2 separate regions of the Mus musculus genome follow, and region 2 is linked to region 1. A link is a loop called in an ENCODE intact Hi-C map of the cell type or tissue named here. Cell type or tissue: left cerebral cortex. All regions are shown on one strand.

Region 1 (8,000 bases):
CATTTTCAGTTTTTACCCCCTTCCTTTTTTTTTTTTTTTTTTTTTTTTTTTAGAATAACAAAAAATATTTTACTAAAACATAAGATTTACAGAAGTTTCCAGACAAGCCATACAAAATGGTCACAAGCTTTTTCTTCGTCTTTTCGGGGTGGGGGTGGGGGTGGGGGTGGAGAATCTACACTTGACAGCAAAGTCACAATGTTATTAGTGAGGGCTGTGATGTTTATTTAATGTTCCCATTTTGGTTCAGACAATCAAGCTTGTCCATCTACAGCGTCTAAAGTTAGACTTGGCTAGAGAGCATATTCTAAAAAAACTGGTTAGCTGCATTTAACCACTGCAATTAGATCCTTTAAGAGGGGGGAGGGGGAAGGGGGCCATAAAATTAAAATAAAACTACTTTCCCCCTAAAAATAAAATAACACCCATACCCCTGGCAGCTAACCCTGACAACTACCTTCATTCACAGTGCCTTGTACTTTAACCATGATGGGGAAGGAGTCAAAGCAGAGAGTCCTGCTTCTCAGCATCTCTCAGCAACCAGGATGGTACTTCTAGCCTCTGCTCATGCTTTACAACAGTGAATCAGGACAAGACAGATTTGCTAATGTGCATGTAATCACCAAAGATGAAGATGCCTGGGCTTTTATTCTGTAATGTTTCTAAGACTGTGTCCATTAAATGCAAACAAAAAAAGGAAGAAGTCTTGGCAGAACAGGAGAAGTGGTGTACACTCGATGATCTGATCGACTTAAATATTGTTCATGGCATATAGCCTAGTCCATGCTCTCGCTGTTTCTATGGCTTGGGCTTCGTTGGTCTTCCATTGCTCGGCTACATCATTTGCTAATGGATCATCTGGATTAGGAGCACTTAACAAAGCCTGGATTGATAGCAGAACTGTGCGGATCTGCAGTGCTGGGGACCACTTATCTTTCAAAATATCTAAACATATTCTTCCCAACTTGTCTACATTAGGATGATAAATTTTGGTCATGAAACGTACTTTAGGTGCTGCCATTGGGTATTCTTCTGGAAGGAATAGTTCAAGTTTAAAAGTCCCTCCCTCAAAGGGGGAATCCTGGGGGCCAGCAATGACCACATGAAAATAACGGGCGTTGCTCTCATCTGGTTCTGCTTTAATGCCAGGAACTGGTTCTGCCAGCAAACGCTGGGTTTCCTTGATGATCCTGCGGGGCAGCCCGGCCATCTTGTCAGATCCCGAGTTCGGCCTCTGCTCTTGTCCCTTTTTTTTTAAGTTACAATTTACATCCTGGTAAGGGCACATGCCACTGAATGTGTGTGTAGGTCAGAAGACAACTTGGAAGAGTCAGTTCTGACTCACTCTTGACTGATTACAAGAACAAATTACATTTAGACGGTGTGCGTGTGTGGAGGTGTGATGGCACATTCCTTTATTCTTAGCACTGGGGAGGCAGAGGCAGGCGGATCTCTGTGATGTCAAGGCTAGAAAGTTCTAGGTCAGCCAGGGCTAGAGTGAGCCCCTGTCAAAAAAGAAAAGAAAAAAGAAAAACAACCCGAACTTCTATTGTAGCTTAAGAATTTAGTAGAATGAGTTCTTCAGTTGCTCACTTCACTTGGACATTTTACCAGATGAGAATGTACCCGGACCTGGACTGAATCCATACCAAATTCTGTCATCTCGAGAGTCCCCTCTTTGTGTACATCAGCAGAATTATCCAAAGTTAGGCAGGAGGATCACTAATTCAAGACCTACCTTGGACAAACAGTGAGTTCAAGGTTAGCCTAGGCAACATTTTATGGCCCTGTCTTAAAATAAAAAGTAAAAAGAAAGGGCTTGTGGGCTTATGTATAGTGTTTGCCCAGAATGTTCAAGAACCCAAGTTTCAGTTCCTAGCATCCTCCTTCCTCCCCACATATCAAAATCACTCATCTTCATCTGACTGACAACCAATATTTTATTCTGGTGCTATTCTGAAAAACATATTATACCTTTTATCTATACTATCCTTAGACCAGTTTAAACTTTAGTTTTTAAAGGCTAAGCAATTCTAAGAAATCATGAATGAATTCCTCTACATTGAGGGTTTTCAGTCTTCTGGTTTTTATGTGTAGTCAATGAGCTACAATGTAGACACACTTGATGACACTGCTCACTTACTTCTTCTGTTCTGTGTGACAGCAGAGCGGTTCACGTCACGGAACACCTACTTTCACCTTTCTGCAGTGAGTCGCAATGCCCACCTTACCCTTCCACGGCTACCTTCAGAAAGGTTGTGCTAAATGAGCTAGCTCTTTGTAAAGTTGTGCCAAGGAGACTGAATATTACTTCAGGTTTTTTGTTTTGTTTTGTTTTGTTCTTTGAAAATGGCTTTGCTCTGTAGCCTTGGCTGGATTGGAACTCTCTTTCAGAGACCAGGTTGGCTTTACACTTGTGGTGATCCTCCTGCCTCTGCCTCTGCCTCCCAGGTATTGCACCATCATCTCTGACTTCTGAGTATTACTTTTTAAAGCATAAAACAGCGACTTTTGAAGATGGCAATGACCATCTGATATTACATTCCATTAGGCTTAAGAAACATTATAAAGTTAGTACCTTCAACTTTCTCATGCCTTTTTAAAATGCTAGTTAAAATGTTGTATTTATTTTTAGGTCATACATATATTTTATTGTCACTAAAGTTATTTTTATATGTAAATGTTGTCACAATTTGAAGCATTTCTAATTAAATACAAACCAGAAAAAATAGAAACAAGCAGAGAGTACAGGATAACAAGAACAACTGAGTAAAGTGCATGCTGAATGAGAACAGAACACTGAATGCTTAGCTGTGGGTTTGACACAGTATACATCTCAAGAAAACACCTCTATAAAGATGTTATTGCTAATAACATCCTGAAGTGACACCCTGAGATTAAGGAACAAATAGTATTAAATGTCTACATATTACATAAAAATTCTGTCAATTCTTTAAAATAAGATGTAAAGGTTAAATTTAATATTTAGTAAGAGTACTGTTACAGAGCTTTTAATAGGTTAGTTGGCTAAAAATCAGGATTTAGTGCCACATAAAATAGAAGATTTCCCACTATATTTATTACTATTTAGTAGTGTTCTTAACATTTCTGAAATGTTGAATGAGCCATAAATCACACGAAGGTACACAGTAATGCTTTGAGAATTCCTTTCCTCTTGCCAATTTCAGCATTCACACCTTCTTTGGACTAAGGCCATCTTACATTTCTAAACACCTTTCCTTCTTTTTTTTTTTTTGAGGTTCTCATGTAGTTCAGGCTGATTGTGAATTTACTATATAGTTGAGGATAACCTTGAACTCCTGATTTTTCTGCTTCAACCTCCCACACACAGGTAGACACTACCATACTTGGCCTTTTCCACTTAAGCTGCATTTAAGGCTCCAAATCATGTGTGTAGACTAAATTAACATGGTATTTTAGTTATGTTATTCTTTTAGATCAAGTAGCTTGTTAGTACAGATATGCAAATACTGTCAGCATCCAATATGTGTAACTCAATATATACACAGAACTAAATAAATAGCCCGTGTGCAAATAAATGAATCAATACAGAATATATAGTTACTCAAGTCTTCCAATATCCATAAGGAGGGACAAAATGAACTAGTATATTTCATGTTTAAGATTATCATACCTGTAGGCTGTTGTTATATATAAGATGTTACAGCACAGTAAGCAAGAAGATATAAAACCATCATTTATCTGTGATTCTTTCTAGTAAGGGTCCACCAAAATCATTGCAAATAACAAAAATGTCACTACATATTCTAAATACGTCCAGATTCACTGCCTTTATATGTATTTATATATACATATGTATAAAACTATATTTGCTTAAATGCAATTATCATTTGTAAATGCTCAACTAAAACAAACAAAAATACCTGTGACATGCCTTGTGGAATTGGTAAATTTGCAGCTTGAGACATCGCTGGCTGTGTTAATGATGGACCAACTGACTGGGAGTTTATGGACTAGAAGCAAAATAAAAGATGACAATGAGGTGACGCTCACACTCGTCTTCGAGTACTTCCACCACAATACAATATGATGTGCTTATCACTCACTGACAATCAACCTCACTTTGTTGAGTACAAAGTGAGCTGCCCTTTCTACTCTTCTCTTCTCTTCTCTTTCCCATGGGGCCCAGCTCAGGCCCTTGGATGTACACTCCATGAAAAGTTGAGTGACTGAACTGAAGGCAACTAAAACTGAATAGTAGCTCTCACTTAGCACTGTTTCACAATTAGAAACAAAAGTCTAGCATTTTACTTCAAATATGGAAAAGATTTTGAGTGTCCTATGTCAGCAAAAGATTGATCCTTCCTGAAAGGGTACCGCAGACATCTGTGAGCACACCTGTGGCTCCTGCAAGGCTGTGCAGTTCGCTAAAGGCGTACCTGACTGCTGAAGGACGACCTCCGCTGTGTCATCTTTTCATGAGCTGGCAAATGCTGTCTGGGAGGAGTGCTAGTATCAGTAGGGATCTTTGTCGGTGTGGCTAAAGACAGTCAACAGAGACCAGAATTAGTACTTACAGTATGAATGACTGATCTCAACATATGCTCCAAGGAATAGACAAACTGAGTTAGTTTTTTGTTATTAGATAAAAACTAAATCCATGCCTACAATTTTAACGCCTTTGTAAAGGACAAAGCAACCATGTGAGATAGTAAAACTTGAAGCACAGTTTCTCATCATCCTCAGCACCCTCAAGGGACAGGCTTCCTAACTCCCACACACACTAACAAACGGCCCAGCGTTTCCCTGACAACCATCCATAACTCTAGTTCCACGGGGTGTGAAAACCTCTTTTGACCTCCATGGGGACCGGGCACACTTGGTGCACAGATCACATGCAGTCAAAACACTCATAAATCTTATTTACATGGTTTTACAATGAAAGGTAGAATTTTCTCTGTTTAAGGAATAATTTAAGTAGAGCATTACCACCTACATATCATCCTTTCATCACTTTAACTCTTTTCTAAAGATAATTTGCTTCTCAATGGAAGCTTTACTTCAAAACTGGAAAAGATTATCATTTGAAGATGTGCTTGACAAAAGTACTGATGTCAGCAACACAAGTAACTGAGAAGACCTCTTTGAAACATGCTTGTTTTCAGCTGAGGCACTCACAGGAAGGGTCTGAGACTGCGGTGTGAGATGACTTTCGTGAGCTTCTAGAGGAGGCAGAAGGAGTTGGGCTGTGATCAAACCTTTCCAGTGCTTCCTTGAGACTCACTGTGTTGATACGATTGTCAGACCCAGAATCTTGGCTCTAAGGAGATAAGAGGAACATAAATGCTTTCTTAGTGCTCAATGTAGAGGTCTCAGTACAGTTTTATCAGGGCTGTAGAGGCAGCTAGTGTGTAAAAGCATTTGCCATTAAACCATAAAGGACCTACATTTGAATTCCCAGAGCCCACCCACAGCTGGGTGCAGTAGCATGCCTTTGTAATCCCAAAACTTTTGTGGCAAGATGGGAGGCAGGAACAGCTGGAATCCCCCAAAGTACAAGGGACAGCTAGACTGGGGTGTACAATTGAGAGAGAGAGAGAGAGAGAAAGAGAGAGAGAGATTCAATCATTCTTAGTTTTTGCCTAAAATAAGGCTAAAAAGTATGTGTATGTATGTGTACTAATTAGGAAAAAATATTATTTAATAGTTTGTTTTCATTCTCTATTTAAAAAATAAGAAGACTCAGGTTAGACTTTTGTATTAAGTTCAAAAATTTAACTCAAAGTAGATCAAATATTATGAGCTAAAACTATAAAACTCTTAAAGAAACCAAAGGAAATGGTTTTATGACATTAGAATACCAGTAAACTGGAATTCATAAAGTTAAAAACATTTATGCATCAAAAGACAATGCCAACAGAATAAAAGCAACCCACAAGAATGAGAGGAGGTATTAATACATCAGTATCTGATCAGTACTTAATATCTAGGATATAAAACTCTCTACAAAAACTCAATTATAAAGATGGAAACAGACACATTGCATGTGAAGAGATGCACTTTTGTTTCTTGCTGAGACAAAGTCTCACACTACAAACCATGACCCAGTGACAATCCTCCTGCCTCAGTTTCTAAAAAGCTAAGATTATGGGCATGAACAACTGTACCTAGTTGGCCTGCACCTTTAAACACAACATTGCAAAGGCTATTAAGAGGATCATCTGAGCTCAGCCGGAGCAACACAGCAAAATTCCCTGTCAAGAAAGAACAAAACCCAAAACAAAAAGAGAACAAGGTGGACATGGTGGCACATCAAAAGCCACTTGGGACGCAGAGGCAGGGTGGTCAGGAGTTCAAGGTTATCCTTGGGTACATAATCAGTCCAAGGACAGCTTGGGCCATATGTGACCCTATCAAAAAAATTAAAAATAGCCGGGCAATGGTGGCCCAAGCCTTTAATCCCAGCACTCGGGAGGCAGAGGCAGGCGGATTTCTGAGTTCGAGGCCAGCCTGGTCTACAGAGTGAGTTCCAGGACAGTCAGGGCTACAGAGAAACCAAAACAACAAAAAACAACAACAACAACAAAAAAAACCCAACCAACCAACCAAACAAACAAACAAAAATTAAAAATAAAAAAAAGAGTAATGAATGAGTATTTAAGTAAGAAAATAAAGAAGGTAGAAGGAAAATAAATACTTCTCCAAAGAGGATATAAAACCCTCACCAGATATATTATTCAAACTTACTATCCAGGGAAATACAAATCAAAACCAGTCATGCTACCTCATGTTCTATTAGCATGGCTAGGACCAAACAACCCACGGCAGACACTTGGGTGGACAATCTCTCTTTGAAGCCAGCCTAGTCTACATAACTGGGTTCCTGGCTACTGAGTACTACATAGTGAGACCCTGTATGTAATCAAAACAAAACAAATCAACAACAACAAAACCCCCTACTTCTCAGAAAGCATTCAGTGTGGTAAAGATGAGAAGAAACAGGAATTCTTATGGCTTAGCAATGGGATTGTAAAAATGGTATGGCCTCTACAGAGAATAGTGTGGTAGTTTTCCTCACTTTAACAAAGAGTAACCTACCATATGATCCAGTATTCTATTCTTAGTAAACATCCAAAGAGAAGTGGAAACTAATCTGTATGTCTACCTATGTTCACACTATTTTTTGCAAATAAAAGGTGAAGACAACCCAGTATTTCTCAGACTAATAAGAGGATACACCCATGGCAGACTATTACTCAGCCCCAAAATAAAGGGAAATCTGATACAAGTTATAACTTAATGAACCCTGAGAATATCATACCAAATAAAATTAGCCAACCACAAAGGAACAAATACTGTATGAGTTTGTTCACAGTACTCAGAGCAGCAAATCAAAAACAAACAAACCAACCCTTAGTTGAAAAGAGCTGGAGGGCAAGGACAGAAAGTTGTTTCAGAGTTCACGGTTAGGAGGATGAGGACATTCTGTGCGTGGGCAGGAGTGACAGCTGTGTAACACTGGAAATGCTACAATGCTCAAGTGTGCTCTAAAACCATTAAAATTGTCATTTTATCACACAGTTTTACAAAGTAAGTAACAGAATAAAGATAGTGCTTTATTTCACGAAGTTCTGTAAAATCTTAGGAAGTCACCACTTGCTCCAAATCTTCCATTTTGCCATTTCCCCAGATGTCACTCTGTACATGAACTACCTACCCACTGCCCTATCCGTTCCTATTATCTTCCCATGACCCTTTCCTTAAACCTACCTCAGTCACTCTGTCTCTGCTTTGGAACAGTAAACACTGTAGCATGTATAAGCAGTATAGACTAAAATGACAACTTAAACCATGCTTCCTGTTCCTATACTATAGCTCACAGGCTCAAGGGTGGCCTACAATAGCCACTTACTTCAGGTAAGTATGCTCAATTCTAGTCAGCAGAATTGCCCAAGTGTACTAAGGGGCTCATTTCCCTATTCTCGAAAATTGTCTCAAGCCTTTCCTACTGTACTTAA
Region 2 (8,000 bases), 180 kb after region 1:
GAACTGTCGTGGAGAGTAGAGAGGGATGCTGCTTACTGGCTTGCTCCTCATGGCTTGCTCACCTTACTTTCTTGTACCACCAGGACCACCTGCTCAGGGGTGCCACCACTCATCCATCAGTAATACACAGCACACTGTAACATCAGGACCACAGGAAACTATGGCCATTTTCTTCCATCAGTCAAATATCTGTAGCTACTTTTAAGAGCAGAGTTACTTTGTAAACATAATCTACATTAAGAATCAAGTTTCACTTTGACAAGTTGTGATGCAAAGGCAGGGAAGAGAATAGTGTGGTTGAGGGGTGTTGAGGTTTGGCCTTGCTGTCTATTGTAATGTTAAGTGCCGACCCCCAAGACCTGGAATCTTCATGTAGACCTGTGCCCCTTCTCCCAAGTTTTTTCTGATTGGTAAATAAAGATGCCAACAGCCAATATCTGGGCCAAAAGGTGGAGCTTAGGTTTCTCAGGCTTGGGGTCGGAGGAGAATGATGCCAAGGAAGAAGGTGTAGGAGGAAGAGAAGCCGCCAAGGGTTAGGTGAGCCATAATACCATGACCCTAGGGCTGACCAATTGGGCTTAAGAGCAGCCCAAATAAAACATAGTTAAGAAATACGAGATTACAGAGCAGCGAAAGGCTGATCAGAAAGCTGTGGACTCGCAGATTTTGTCAAAGATTAAAGGTGTTCCTCAGCTCCAGGGCTACCTGCGATCTCAGTTTTCCCTGACAAACAGGATGTATCCTCACAAACTGGTCTTCTAAATTGTTAACCTAATTAAACAGCTTCATATGTTCAAAAAAAAAAAAAAAAAAAAGAATCAAGTTTCCCAGAACCCCAAAGCTGACCAAATGCTGATAATTACATTTCTGTATCTGTAACTATAAACAATATTTACACAGGGCAGTAGATTTTCAAGGCCATTTCCATCACTGATAAAGTGGGGGGCATTTGCAAAAGTCCTATTAAAATGTGGCTATTACTGAAAGCAAAGAATTTTCTCCTTAAAAATGTGAGGCTAAATTTTAACAAAAACGTCTTGACTCCTCATACAAAAAAGGTGTATGTGATTTGCACATGTGATTTAGAGGCTAAAAGTATTAAAATACGTGGGCAATTGTCTGGGAGTAGAGGCTGGTTAACTGGGCAGCAAGAATAGGGATCTCCTTGGGTAGGGAGTGAAGTAGGTATAGCCAGAGGCCATGCTGTAGGGATTGCAACTGTCTTAGGGTTTTACTGCTGTGGATACCATGACCAAGGCAACTATTAGAAGGACAACATTTAATTGGGGCTGGTTTACAGGTTCAGAAGTTCAGTCCATTGTCATCAAGGCAGGAGCATAGCAGCATTTGGGCAGACATGGTACAGGAGGAGCTGAAAGTTCTACATCTTCATCTGAAGGCTGCTAGCAGAATACTGACTTCCAGGTAGCTAGGACAAGGGTATTAAAGTCCACACCCACAGGGCTATGCCTACTCCAAAAAGCCACACCTACTTGAACAGGGCCACACCTTCTAATAGTGCCACTCCCTGGGTTGAGCATATACAAACCATCACAGTAACCATTTGAGAAGTAAGCAAGTGGCCACTGATTGGTACTGAAAGCCACAGCAGGTAGTTGGCCAAGTAGCATAGCACACAGGGCGATATGGAGCTGGAATCAATGAGGGTATATATGTTCTGCATATGGTTGCAATGCCTCACAAAACTTTGCCTTGGACTTGGACTTTTGTCTTTATTATGGAGATGTAGGAGCTGATGGGACCTCTCACTGGTAGTGCATCATGGGAAACACTTAGGTGACTGACTATACACTTAGGTGACTATACACTTAGGTGACTATACACTTAGGTGACTATACACTTAGGTGACTATACACTTAGGTGACTATACACCCTGCCTTTGGAAAGAATATTGGCTTTGGGAGTGAGCGGTATAAAAACCTGAGCTGGCTTTTGAGTCTCCTTCTGTTTTCTCACTCAGTGATGGATTTGTTCCCAGTATGCTTCTGCTATGGTGTGATGTCACAAGTCCCTCGCCTGATCCAACGGACTCTCTGATCTTAGACTCAATCCTCAGTTGTAAACTCTTTTATTTAGCCTGCCTCAGGCTCTCTGTTATAAACAATGCGATATTAACCATATTGGGGTTTGGGTTTTTTTTTCTGTTTTTGTCATGAACAAAAACAACTTAAGGGTAAAGGGCTGATCTTAGCTCCCACTCCGTCATTGTGGGGGATGTGACAGCAGCTGGATATGAAGCAGCTGGTCACTTTAGAGGAGATCTCTGAATGCCTGCTGGTGTTCAGCTTATGTTCTCCACTTACATAAGCCCAGATATTGCCCACTATTAATATGGGTTGTCTTAGTCAGGATTTCTATTCCTGCACACACACACACACACAAATCATGACCAAGTTGGGGAGGAAAGGGTTTATTCAGCTTACATTTTCCACATTGCTGTTCATCATCAAAGGAAGTCAGAACTGGAACTCAAGCAGGTCAAGAAGCAGGAGCTGATGCAGAGGCCATGGAGCAATGTTACTTACTGGCTTGCTTGCTGCCCCTGGCTTGCTCAGCTTGTTTTCTTATAGAACCCAGAACTATCAGCCCAGGGATGGCACCACCCACAATGGGCCCTCCCACCTTCATCACTAATTGAGAAAATGCCTTACAGCTGGATCTCATGGAGGCATTTCCTCAAGGGAGGCTCCTTTCTCTGTGACAACTCCAGCTTGAATCAAGCTGACACTCAAAACCACCCAGTACATGGGTCTTTACATATTAGGTAATGTAATCAAGATGACCCCCATAGGTCTATTCAGAGACCCATTTCCCAGGTAATCCTAAATTCTGTCCAGTTGATGATTGTCGCTAACCATCATATTGGCCAATACAGTAGAGATAAAGGTGTGGTCCCTGGGAAGTAACAGAGCAGCTTGTGAGGCAGGGGTGGCACTTGGGGGCCACTGTCCCTGGCACTGAAGACAAGGTGAAGCAAAGGAATAAGGAAGAAGAGCAGAAGGGCCCTGACTGATGGGCACTCTGGTAACTGAGACACCTTCAGCAGGTGACTTCTCTCACTCCCCAGAACAATCATGCAAAGTGGGGATTATCCCATCATATAGGAGAGAACACTGAAATCCAAAGACACCATCTAGCTTTATCCAAATCACAATGGTTACAACCAGAGCAGCCAGAACTTGAACTCAGGACAATTTGACTCCAAAGATACTGGCACTGTAGTCCCATGGGCCGCTGTTATAATTACAATTTATTTAATGCCAAATCTCTGAGAACACAGGCCCCTTCCCCCACCCCCACCCCCGTGCATTCCCCTTCTGTTCCCCTCTAATGGATAAAGTGGGAAATGGTTACACCTATCTATGAATCCTACTTCAAGGAAGACAAGAAGAAAGCAGAGTACTGGATGAGCAGGCCAGAGCACACAGCCTCAGATGAGGTCCAACAGCCTCAGAGGGACCCACAGAGGAAGGCATTGAGCCAAGAGAAGAGACTGTAACACGAAAGAATGGAACAGAATCAGGGGGTTTGATGAAACCAGGTTAACCAGTGTGAAGGTTAATTAATACTGTTAACTTGACTGGGACTAGAACCACATAGGAGACAGATCTCTGGGTATATCATCTGTGAAGTAACTTCTAGATTAGGATAACTGAGGTGGAAAAAAACACCCTAAATGGGCTGCAGTCCTAGATTGAATAAATGGGAGGGGGCACCAGCTACTTCTCCCTCCCTGTCCCTCTTCTCTCTCTCCCCAATCCCCCAGTACTCTCACATTCTCGATCTCCCTTCCCCTCCCCACTTTCTTCTTTCTGACCTCTCATGCTCCCGCCTCCATGTCTTCCCCGCCATGGTGATCTTTATCCCGAGAATTGTACACTGAAGTAAAGCGTTCTTCTTTTAAAGTGATTCTTGCCAGGTAAGTCCAAACAAGTAGCTAACACATTCCTTGAATTGGTCATAGCATCCCAGGGCCTCTCCCAACACACAGCAAACTGTGAGCTCTGATAGGGACCAGCCCGAGGCACTAAGAATCAGGAAGAGGACAGTCAGTATAGATGGTCTTTGTATCAACAGCCACTGATATTCTCTTGATTTCACATACTAAGAAACACAAAAGCAATGTAATTTTTTTATCTTAAAATGTTTCTAACAAACATATTTGACATAATTACAGAACATACATATTTTAAATATAAAGGCTAGTTTGTCATATACTGTTTTCCAGTTTGATAATAGTTGATAGGTTGAGTATTATCCCAGGTGACATATTCTTCAAATTAGGACTGAAGTCAATTTGGTTTCAGAGCACCACCTGGTGGATTAATTACCAACAACCATCCAGAAATAAAGTGAATCAAGAGATCTCATGGCCATTAAAGGACTAATAAAGGAGTATGATCAACAACTTAATATTCACAGATGAAAAATACATCTGTGTTTCTACATGCAAGTGCTCTTGCGTCTGCGTGTACCGCAACCTGCATGTGAAAGTCCAAGGACAATTTGTACATGTCTCTTCTCTCTACCGTGTGGATCTGAAGAACTGGACCCAGATCTTCAGACCTGGTGGCAAACACCTTTAATCTACTCTGCCCACTATCTACAACTTCAATAGATGGAAAGAACCTTAAGTACATACTTTTGATAATTCACTCAAGAAGACATCAAATCTGAATAAACCCAAGTCTGCAAGAGAACAGATTTAAACTAATCAGTTATCAATAACCTTCCAAACACACACACACACACTCACATACACAAAGACATACACACATACACACAGAGAAACACACATATACACACACATATATACTCATGCACATACATGTACACACAGACACACACATACATACATAACACTCAGACACATATCACAACACACATACACACACAAATACACATGCACATACAGACACAGAGATACATACACACACACCACACAGAGACACACACACCATGCACATACACACAAACACACACATACACACACCTCAAACAGATATATACACACTACAACACAGAGAGACACACAACATATACACACATCACACACATACATACACATACCACACACATACAGAGACACACATATAAACACACAGACACATGTTCGCATGCACACACAGCAGACTCAGGGTTTGCTGGTGAATTCTAGAAAGCATTTAAGGAAGAACTCTAACCTCCTCTGAGCTGAAGGGAGTACCCTCAGCCTCTACATTCCCAGGTTCCACATCTGCAGATTCAACCAATCACTAATTTAAAATACTTGAGAAAAGTTCATGGTACCAAACACAGGGGCTCCTTTTACTCAACTCACTGCTACTTCCTAAACGATTCAGTGTAGTGACTCTTTGCATGCTGTTATACACTGTTAACTATGCTGTATAGCATTTATATTGTACTAAGTATTATAAGTAATCCAGAGACAATCTAAAGCATCAAAGAGGATATATAAAGGCTATCTGAAAATTCTGTGTCATTCTACATGAGAGACATGAGCACACACAGATTCTGGTATCATGGGGAAGGGTCCTAGAGCCCAGGGTTCCATGAACAACAGTAGTTTCTAATATCAAGACCAGACAACACAATACAAAAACTGTGCTTTGGTTTGAATGTTTGTGTCTCCCCAAATTTACATGTCAAAAGCTAGTCCCACTGTTACATGTTTAAGGGGAGACCTTTGGTAAACAAGTAGGTCATGAAGGCAGAGCCTCTTGGATGGACTGGGATCCTTAGGAAAAATGCCCAAGGGAGTTTAATTCCTAGTCTTCACTTCAGAACAAAAGGTGCTATGTATGGACCAGGAAACGGTGATCATTAGATGGTGACTCTGTTGCCAGCACGAGCTTAGGTTCCATATATCCCAGAGCTCTGAAAAAGAAACACCTGTCGTTTGCTAACTACCTATGTCATAATATTTTGCTACAGCAGGCCAAAATGGCAGAAAAGTGAAACTACAGACTAACATCACTCAAAAGCATTGTGCAGAAATCCTGAACAAATATCAGCAAATTAACCCAAGCAGTGTATAAAAGCCCTACACACTCTTCCAAGTGGGACTTATCCCGGGCGTGCAAATCAGGCTCAACGCTTGAAAACCGGTTAACACAACTCAGCATCTCAATAGACTAAAGAAGAAAAGTCACAATCAATAAATTATTATTACAAATAAATTAATTAATTAAAACATGTAAAAATACATTACCTATTCACAATAAGAAAAAGATTTCCCAATAAACTGAGAATAGAGAACAGAGGGGACCATTTATAGAAACCCATAACTGACTTACACTTTTTAAATTTTACCTAGTCTTTTAAAAAAGATATATTTACTCATGTATTTTATGTATGTAAGTGCTCTCTCTTCATGCACATCAGAAGGGGGAATCAGATCCTATAATTGATGGTTGTGAGCCACCACGTGGTTGCTGGGAATTGAACCCAGGACCTCTTGGAAGAACATTCAAGTGCTCTTAACCACAGAGCCCCCTCTCTAGCTCCCCAGCTGACTCACATTTAATGATGAGAAACTTGAAGCTGGTCTTCTAAAATCAAGAATCAGATAAAGATATTCCCTCTTAACATAGTACTGGGAGTTTGAGCTAATGCAATCAGACTAGAAAAATAAACGCTGAGCAAATGCTTACTGTGAAGGAAGAAATAACACTGGCTTTGTCCATGGAAAATGTGAGCTTTGTATGAGTCAGCGTGCATTACTAAATGAGATGCATGGGGAGACAGCTTCCTTTATTAAGAGAAAAGGTTTATTTAGTTTGCAACTTTGGGTGTTCGAGGGCAATGCGCTTGTATTGGTTCAGAATTGGTGAGGCTTGCGTGGGGCTTCTATGGTTGGGAACACGGGGTAGGGCAAGCAGTTACATCTTGAGCCAGGACTGGGGAGAGAGGAAGGCTGACACCTCACAGTGTCTTCTACAATGTCCCCAGACCTAAGGACAATAACCCCTTGCCCTTGACCTAAGGACATGCTCTGGGCTCTGCTCCTCAAAGGTTCCACAGAATTTCCCAACACTACCATCCAGGGAACCAAGCTTTTCAAACATGCTCACAGTTAACTAATATCCAAACCATAGATATCTTTTACCTAAAGATAAAATTTTTGACCTAAAGAAAAAAATCTAAAGAACCAACTGAAAACCTGACGTAACCAATAAGCATTTATGATGTAACCATAAGCATTTATAGCAAGATGGTATGATGCAAAGTTAACAGTGTAAAAGTCAGTCACTTTGCCAGAAACCAGGAGTGAATAGGTGAAAAACGTCACTTCAAACATAGTACCATTCACATTAGCACCTCTCAAAATGAAATTATTTGGTATAAAGATAACAAAGTATTATAAGCTAATACGAAGAAAGCTTTCACAACTGATGAAAATAACAAAGAATAACGTGGATGGAAAGATAAATGTGTGTCCACACTGCTGAACACACATGCTATTTCTTTTCAGAACTGTTAGCTGTCCATGAGTTTCAAAAATGTCTCAGAAATAATTGCTCACTGTGAAGTAATTTCCAGGACTCAGCTTTCCACACACTCTAAAGTAGTTTTAATGCCAGCAGTGGGTGTGGCTTTTATCTGAATTTGCTTTGCACTTTCAGAAGTCATCAATTTGTAACTCTTCCTGGGAGATTGGGTGTAATACGATTCTAAATTTCCATTTTATTCTTTGCTCTCCAGTAAGTGGCTACTTGACCAAGCAAACTTGTTTGGGAGCCAAATAGTTCACAATAATTACACGATTCTTTAAGAACATTTTACTTATTTTTTGAATTATTACCAAGAAATGCCTTAGGTGACAGGGGTTGGTAGTTCTCCTGATCTTCCCATTCCCATTGTCTGAGCTCTGAAGTCAGGTTTTCTCTGTGGTCTGCCTAAACTGCTTAGGGAGACCTAAAGTAAGCCAATTCAAGTCTGTAGTGAGCTGTCTAGACTTCTTCTCCTCATGGGAATCT

Evidence for each region. A loop is a pair of places that touch in the nucleus more often than their neighbours do. Peaks named below come from ENCODE experiments on the same cell type or tissue, not always from the same donor. Only the 100,000 strongest peaks of a DNase experiment are listed, where the experiment ranks them.
Region 2: it touches region 1 in a loop (2.1-fold over the local background); 3 of 42 quality-filtered maps call a loop at or near these places.

Annotation. Positions count from the first base shown.
Region 1 is chr5:76,231,861-76,239,860 of GRCm38, forward strand. Clock (circadian locomotor output cycles kaput) reads right to left here. Exons shown (of 23, transcript NM_001289826.1): 16 at 5,161-5,302; 17 at 4,422-4,522; 18 at 3,906-3,995. It also overlaps the pseudogene Ube2n-ps1. Among named protein-coding and RNA genes, the nearest start is that of Tmem165, 52 kb to the left of the region's middle. In left cerebral cortex, no CTCF peak of the experiment used is centred here; a DNase peak (open chromatin) is centred at 4,861.
Region 2 is chr5:76,409,746-76,417,745 of GRCm38, forward strand. No RefSeq gene overlaps it. Among named protein-coding and RNA genes, the nearest start is that of Nmu, 50 kb to the left of the region's middle. In left cerebral cortex, a CTCF peak has its summit at 4,331 (motif pointing left); a DNase peak (open chromatin) is centred at 4,351.